2 separate regions of the Homo sapiens genome follow, and region 1 is linked to region 2. Evidence: chromatin loops called from intact Hi-C (ENCODE). Cell type or tissue: GM12878. All regions are shown on one strand.

Region 1 (4,000 bases), 70 kb before region 2:
GATAGAGTTGAGATGGATACCTAATCTGTCCAAGCTGTGGTTAAGGATGCCCTCTCTGGACCTCATTTTCTTCAACTGGTGTATTAGACCACTTCCTTTCTTTCTTTTTTTTTTTTTTTTTTCTTCTTTTTGAGACAGAGTCTTGCTCTGTTGCTCAGGATGGAGTGCAGTGGCTTGATCTTGGCTCACTGCAACCTCCGCCTCCCGAGGTCAAGCAATTCTCCTGCCTCAGCCTCCCAAGTAGTGGGGATTACAGGCACCTGCCACCATGTCCGGCTAATTTTTGTGTTTTTAGTAGAGATGGGATTTCACTGTGTTGGCCAGGCTGGTCACAAACTCCTGACCTCAGGTGATCCACCTGCCTCAGCCCCCCAAAGTGCTGGGATTACAGGCATGAGCCACCGTGCCCAGCCTAGACCATTTTCATACTGCTATGAAGAAATGCCTGAGACTGGGTAATTTATAAAGAAAAACAGGTTTAGTGGACTCACAGTCCACATGGTTGGGGAGGCTTCACAATCATGGTGGAAGGTGAAGGAGGAGCAAAGGCATGTCTTATATGGCAGCAGGCAAGAGAGCATGTGCAAGGGAACTGCCCTTTATAAAACCATCAGATTGGCCAGGCACAGTGACTCATGTCTGCAATTCTAGCACTTTGGGAGGCCGACAAGGGTGGATTACTTGAGGTCAGGAGTTCAAAACCACCCTAGCCAACATGGTGAAACCCTCTCCTACTAAAAATACAAAAAAAAAAAAAATAGCTGGGCATGGTGGTGGGCACCTGTAAATCCCAGCTACTCAGGAGGCTGAGGCAGGAGAATTGCTTGAACCTGGGAGGCGGAGGGTGCAGTGAGCTGAGACCATGTCACTGAATTCCAGCCTGGGCAACAGAGCAAGACTCTATCTCAAAAAAAAAAAAAAATCAGATCTTCTGAGACTTATTCACTATAACAAGAACAGCATGGGAAAAACCTACCCCCATGATTCAGTTACCTCCCAATGAGTCCTTCCCATGACACATGGGATTATGGGAGCTACAATTCAAGATGAGATTTGGGTGGGGACACAGCCAAACCGTATCATCTGGTAAATGGGGTTATTAGTACTTCTGCATTTTAGACTGGAGTGGACACATATATGCTAGTTTAAGATTAGATTGAGTTTATAGTATTTAACCACAGCATAAGTTTATCAGAAGTAGAGTGGTCATGAAGAATTGCTAGTAATTTTGTCCTTGAAGAATAGTTTCCTACCATATCTGAGAAGTCAACTATTTTGTTTTCCATTATCCCCTTAGAGTTGAACCTTGCATTATATTCAAGAGCAGTCTTTGCAGTTGATGCTTCCTCTTAAGGGAATGAAGATACAACTTTTCTCAGGGCTTTATGCCAGTCTTCTCATCATCAAGGCCATACCTGATCTTTGGAGGAAATCAGAGTTCAGGAAATTCCTGAACAGTAGCTCTGCCAGCATTCACAAAAACTTATTCCCTCACATATTTATCTCATATAGACTTATTGCAAGGAAGAAGATATTTGAAGCTCCAGATGAATAGTAGGATCTCATTAAATGTGAGTTCCCTCCATTAGTGGCATGTTCCATACATTCTTCTCTGCTTGATGCCAGAAGGTATTGGTGTTGGTCCACTGAAAGATGCACTAGGGTTAGGAAAAAGCCTGCTCTGAGATTGTCTAACCAAATCTATGTTCCTGTCTTGGACTTGAGTAGCTCTTCACTGCATTTCATCTCAGTTTTGTGCTGTTTCTGGGAACAGGATTCCATGGAATAGTTAGCAACCATCTTGTTGTTTGCCTTAGAAGATTATGCAACTGAGTGCCCATGAGATACCAGTCAGGATGTAAATGGAAACAGGAAGGAAAAAGACTGGTGAAGGGCTGTGTCCCAAAGTCTAAGCACAACTGATGGCTTGAGGCCAAGTCAAAAATTAGAGAAAAGGGGAAGTGAGATTTTCAGCAATTAGTCAGTATTTAAGAATAGATAGCTTCCTGCACCATACTGCAAAGATCACTTTTGCAGATTTTCAGGAGGCAGTAAAGAATAGTTAACATTCAGATATGCTCCAATCAGATGATAATAGGGGTAATTTGAGTTTACAGGCTACCAGTTCTTAAATTTAATTCTCAAGTTTCAAAGTACTTTCTAGAAATGTTAGAAATTCTAAATGCAAATTGAAATAGCTTCACCTACTTGAATTTCCCTCAAACTTTTGCAAAGACAATCAAAACAGTAAAAAGGGACATTATCACTTTGATGAATCCTGTGAGAAGTAAATAGTATGTTCTGTGCATATTGAGAGTAGGTGTGAGCATGTCCTGTGTTCTAAACTTAGCACTGCCACTAATTGTGTGATCTTGGGCAAATTGTTTTATTTCATAGAATCTTGGTCTTCTCATTTTTAAGAAAAAGAATTTGTACTAGACAGACTGATTTTCAACCTAGCTCTAACATTCTACATTTCTAATAATTGCTGCCCCAAATATTTGCCTTGTTTACAGCAGGTATCCTTGCATATTTTGGAATGCTAATGATAAAACATTGCTGTTCCTATTTCTTCTAGGAATTTTTTTTAAAAAATGTATCCATTATAACTCATTATTGGTTGACTGCAGGTAGACCCAGACAGGTCAACCCACTATCATTTTGCAGGTAGGAAGCCAGGTATTTTGTGACTACTAAATTAGAGGACTTAAAATGGTAAATATTAGAATATTATCTCCACCAAGTTTCCATATCTCTTTGGACATTTATTTCTATATTCTATATTAGGGATAATAATAATTTGATCAATTAGGTTACAGTGAAGAGTAAATATTTTAAGGACCCTCTAGGCACATTCTAAGAGGTAGAAACATAACTGAAACTCAGCTCTTCTGATTGTAAAAGCTAACTGGGAAAAGAGCTAACTATAAAATACCTAAATGCTTCTGAGTCTCAGTTTCCTCATTTGTAAGTGGGTATTCCAAAAATTATTTTCTTTTCTTTTTTTTATTTGTAAGTATTTTTTTAATTTCAGTAGTTTTTGGGGTACTCGTGGTTTTTGATTACATGGATGAATTGTATAGTGATGAAGTCTGAGATTTTAGTGTACCCATCACCTGAGTAGTGTATATTGTGCCCAATATGTCATTTTTTATTCCTCACTTCCCCTTCCGCCCTCCCTTTTCTGAGTTTCCAGTGTCCATTATGTCACTCTGTATGCCTTTATGTACCCATAGCTTAGCTCCTGCTTATTAAATGAGAACATATGGTAATTGGTTTTCCATTCCCGAGTTACTTCACTGAAAATAATGGCTTCCAGCAACATCCAAGTTGCTGCAAAGGACATTATTTTGTTCTTTTTTATGGCTGAGTAGTATTCTATGATGTACATATACCACATTTTCTTTATACACTCAATCGTTGATGGGCATGTAGGTTGGTTTCATATCTTTGCAATTGTGAATTGTGATACCTAGTAGTGGGTTCCTGGATTGAATGGTAGATCTACTTTTAGTTCTTTAAAAAATCTCCATACTGGCCGGGTGCAGTGGCTCATGCCTGTAATCCCAGCACTTTGGGAGGCCAAGGCGGGTGGATCACGAGGGCAGGAGATCCAGACTGTCCTGGCTAACACGGTGAAATCCCATCTCCACTAAAAATACAAAAAAAAATTAGCCGGGTGTGGTGGTGGCGCCTGTAGTCCCAACTACACAGGAGGCTGAGGCAGGAGAATGACGTGAACCCCGGAGACCGAGCTCGCAGTGATCTGAGATCGCACCACTGCACTCCAGCCTGGGTGACAGTGCGCGACTCCATCTAAAAAAAAGAAATAAATAAAATAAAAAATAAAAAATCTCCATACTGTTTTCCCAAGAGGCTGTACTAATTTACATTCCCATAAGCAGTGTATAAACGTTTCCTTTTCACCACATCCACGCCAATGTCTATTATATTTTCACTTTTGAAATTTTCTTTCTTTTTTTTTTTTTTTTTTGTTTTT
Region 2 (4,000 bases):
ATAGTTAGGTCTTCTTGTTGAATTGAACCCTTTACTATGATGTAATGCCCTTCTTTGTCTTTTTTGATCTTTGTTGGTTTAAAATCTATTTTGTCTGAAATTAGGATAGCAATATCTGCTTTTTTCTGTTTCCTATTTGATTTTCCTCCATTTCTTTATTTTGAGCCTATAGGTGTCATTACATGTGAGATGGGTCTCTTGAAGACAGCATTTCATGGGATCTTGCTTTTTCATCCAGCTTGACACTCTGTGCCTTTAAAGTGGGGCATTTAGCCAGTTTACATTCAAGGTTGGTATTGATATGTGTGGATTTGATCCTGTCATTGTGTTGTTAGCTGGTTATTATGCTGGTTTGTTTTTGTGGTTGCTTTATACTGTTACTGGTCTGTGTATTTAAGTGTGTTTTTCTATTAGCTGGTAGTGGTATTTCCTTTCTATACTTAGTGTTCCATTGCTCACTCAACATTTGCTTATTTGAAAAGGAACTTATTTCTCCTTTACTTAGGAAGTTAGTTGGGCCAGATATGAAATCTGTGGTGAGGAATTTTTTTTTCTTTAAGAATGTTGAATATGGCCGGGTGCGGTGGCTCACGCCTGTAATCCCAGCACTTTGGGAGGCCAAGGCGGGCGGATCACGAGGTCAGGAGATTGAGACCATCCTGGCTAACACGGTGAAACCCATCTCTACTAAAAATACCAGAAATTAGCCGGGCGTGGTGGTGGGTGCCTGTAATCCCAGCTACTTGGGAGGCTGAGGCAGGAAAATGGCATGAACCTGGGAGGCAGAACTTGCAGTGAGCCGAGACTGCACCACTGCACTCCAGCGTGGGCGACAGAACGAGACTCCGTTTCAAAAAAAAAAAAAAATTTAATATAAGCTTCCAATCTGTCCTAGCTTATAAGGTTTTAGCTGAGAGGTCTACTGTTAGCCTCATGGGATTCCCTTTGTAGGTGACCTACCTTTTTTCTCTGGCTGCCTTTAACATTCTTTTTTTCCATTTTGACCTTGGAAAATCTGATGATTATGTGTTTTGTGGATGACCTTCTGGTGTAGAATCTTGCAGAGATTCTCTGTATTTCCTGAATTTGACTTTTGGCCTCTCTAGCAAAGTTGGGGAAGTTTTCATGGACAATACAAAAACCAGCCAGCTCAGCCTGGTTAAGAACTCTTGTTGGAGGAGTACTGGTGTGGTGACTTGTAGGACATATGACACTCTGGCCACTTGAGTTACGAGAGGCTTTGCATTGGTTTTTTCTCATCTCTGCATGTGGGTGTTCCTTTAAGTGCAGTGTAGATTAAGTACAGTCAATAGATGTCTTTTCTAAATGTTCTCACAGGGTCGAGGTTTTCTGCAGCGTTTTTATTTGAAGCTGACTTCTTTTAGCAAGTGGGGTTTTTAGCAAGATATTTTTGGTGCTGAGGCTTTGAGGTATGATCCAGTAGGTGGTGCTTAGGTGTATTTGTCAGTTGGTAGATCCTTGCTCGGTTGTGTGGCTTCCCCATGTTTCCTCTCCTTTGCAGCCTTGTTCCCTCTCAGTGCTCTGAAAGTGTGGGCTTTTCTCCCCCTTGAGTTCTGGCTGCAGATCGCAGCTTGGCACTCTTGGGCTGCCCACTGCAGCTCTGGGGAAATCTCAGGGTTTATGTTCCTTCCCTAACTTGGAGATAGCAGAGGAAGAGACCTTAGTAGTGGTGTGGCTAAAGGTCTTTTGCATGTCTCCTGGGGACTCTACCCCAGAGAGATGCAGGTCAGCAGTCGCTCAGTGTAATCAGCTCAGGATAGCGGGTCTGTGCGATGGGCCCAACCTGCAGGTTCCCTGTCTGGTAATGAGTGGGGTTGGAGGGGATCCATGGGAGATGGAGTGACCTCCTCTTCTTGGGTTGACTGCAGCTTGTTGGTGGTGTGGATAAGGCACTTAGGGTCTTTGCTCTTTTGTTTGTTGGAGGGTAGCAAGGGCAGTTCCACTGCAGAGTCAGTGGCATAGAGGCTTTCAGTTACCCCTGGGGGCTCTGTCCAGGAAGTTACAGAGCTGCTATTGGCTCAATAGCCCTAGTCGGGGGTGGCCAGTGAGGAGATATGGGAACAGGCATCCACATAGTCTGGCGACTTTTTTTTTTTTTTTTGAGACGGAATCTCATTCTGTCACCCAGGTTGGAGTGCAGTGGCGTGATCTCAGCTCACTGCAACTTCCGCCTCCCAGGTTCAAGTGATTCTCCTGCCTCAGCCTCCTGAGTAGCTGGGATTACAGGTGCATGCCACCACGCCTGGCCAATTTTTGTATTTTCAGTAGAGATGGAGTTTCACCACGTTGGCCAGGCTGGTCTTGAACTCCTGACCTCAGGTGATCTGCCTGCCTGGGCCTCCCAAACAGTCTGGCCACTTTTTATTTATTTATTTTTATTTTTATTTTATTTTATTTTATTTATTTTTTTGAGATGGAGTCTTGCTCTCTCGCCCAGGCTGGAGTGAAATGGCACAATCTTGGCTCACTGCAACCTCCGCCTCCCAGGTTCAAGCGTTCTCCTGCCTCAGTCTCCTGAGTAGCTGGGATTACAGGTGCCCGCTGCCACGCCTGGCTAATTTTTTGTATTTTTAGTAGAGATGGGGTTTCACCATGTTCCCCAGGCAGGTCTTGAACTCCTGAGCTCAGGCAATCCACCCACCTAGGCCTCCCAAAGTGCTAGGATTACAGGCATGAGCCACCATGCCTGGCCCAGTTTGGCCACTTTTTAATAGGGCTGCTGTGTGGTATGTTGGGGGTCCGCTCCAGTTCCTAGTCAACTTGGGTTTTCCAGTACCTGGAGGGATCAACAGCGAAGGCTGCAAAACCACAAACATGGCTGCCTGCCCCTCCCTCTGGGAGCTCTGTCCCAGGAAGGTATGGACCCATTGCCAGCTCAAATGCACCTGTAGGAGGTAGCTGGAGATCCGGGTTGGGAGGCCCCACACAGTGAAGAGGAACTGGATCAGGGACCCGCTTAAAAAGCAGTCTGGCCATGTTTTTGTATAGCAGCTGTCATCACATTTTTGTATAGCAGCTGTGCTGTGCCAGGGGTCTGATTCAGCCCCTGGTCACCTATGTCTCTCCAAAGCCCAAAGGGCAGGACAGCTAAGTCACCAAAACAGCAAAGTTGGTGGCCCACCCCTCCCTCTGGGAGCTGTCTCAGGGAGGTTTGAAACCTCTGTTGGCCAGTGAACACCACTGAGGGTGGCTGGAGACCCTGGTTTGGGAGGCCCCACCCAGTGAGGAGGAACAGGATCAGGGACCTTCTTTAAAAAGCAGTCTAGTCACGTTTTCATAGAGCAGTTGTGCTGTTCTGGAGATCCACTTCAGCCCCTGGTTACCTTGGTCTTTCCAAAGCCCGAAGGCTGAAAAAGCTAAGTCTGCCACACAGCCAATATGGCAACCCCTACCCCACCCCCCAACCCTAGGAGCTCCAGCTCAGTGAGGTGCAATTGTTGCTACCAGTGGCTGGCTGGAGTTCCGCATCAGCAGGTCTTATCCTGATGTGTTGTGGGAGTAGGGCCTGAAGATGAATGCTACTCATTCCCCTGGATTCAGCCTTTTCCTGAGGGTGTATATGAGGGTCTAACCTCCTGCTTTGCCAGAGTTTCAGCTGCTTTTGCCGGGAAGCTCAGAAAGCCCGAGTATCTAAGGTTCCCACGTCTCTGCATGTGCTCGAGTGGCTGCTCTGCTAAGCCCCCACTTAGCTCTGTGTGTTAGACTAAAGGCCATGGTGGAGTGGGTTCACATGGGGATCTTCTGACTCGAGGGTTGCAAAGATCCACGGGAGAAGCGTGGGTTCCCAGAGTCACACACTCACCCGCTGCTTCCCTGGGCGGGGGAGGTTACCCTGGCTTTGTGTTGCTCCCTGGTGGACCGTCATTCTGCCTTGCTTTTCTCTGTTCTCCGTGGACTGAGTTGTTCTCTTGATTAGTCCCAATGTGAGCACCTGGTTGTTTCAGTTGAATATGTATTTACTCACTACTTTCATTTTTCT

What was found. A loop is a pair of places that touch in the nucleus more often than their neighbours do. Peaks named below come from ENCODE experiments on the same cell type or tissue, not always from the same donor. Only the 100,000 strongest peaks of a DNase experiment are listed, where the experiment ranks them.
Region 1: it touches region 2 in a loop (1.8-fold over the local background); 1 of 110 quality-filtered maps calls a loop at or near these places.

The regions. Positions count from the first base shown.
Region 1 is chr10:106,934,095-106,938,094 of GRCh38, reverse strand. The region is part of intron 2 of SORCS1 (sortilin related VPS10 domain containing receptor 1); the gene reads left to right. Among named protein-coding and RNA genes, the nearest start is that of SORCS1, 230 kb to the left of the region's middle. In GM12878, no CTCF peak of the experiment used is centred here; a DNase peak (open chromatin) is centred at 1,914; H3K27ac peaks cover 2,542 bases.
Region 2 is chr10:106,864,155-106,868,154 of GRCh38, reverse strand. All of the region lies in intron 2 of SORCS1 (sortilin related VPS10 domain containing receptor 1), which reads left to right. Among named protein-coding and RNA genes, the nearest start is that of SORCS1, 300 kb to the left of the region's middle. In GM12878, a CTCF peak has its summit at 1,576; a DNase peak (open chromatin) is centred at 1,574; H3K27ac peaks cover 325 bases.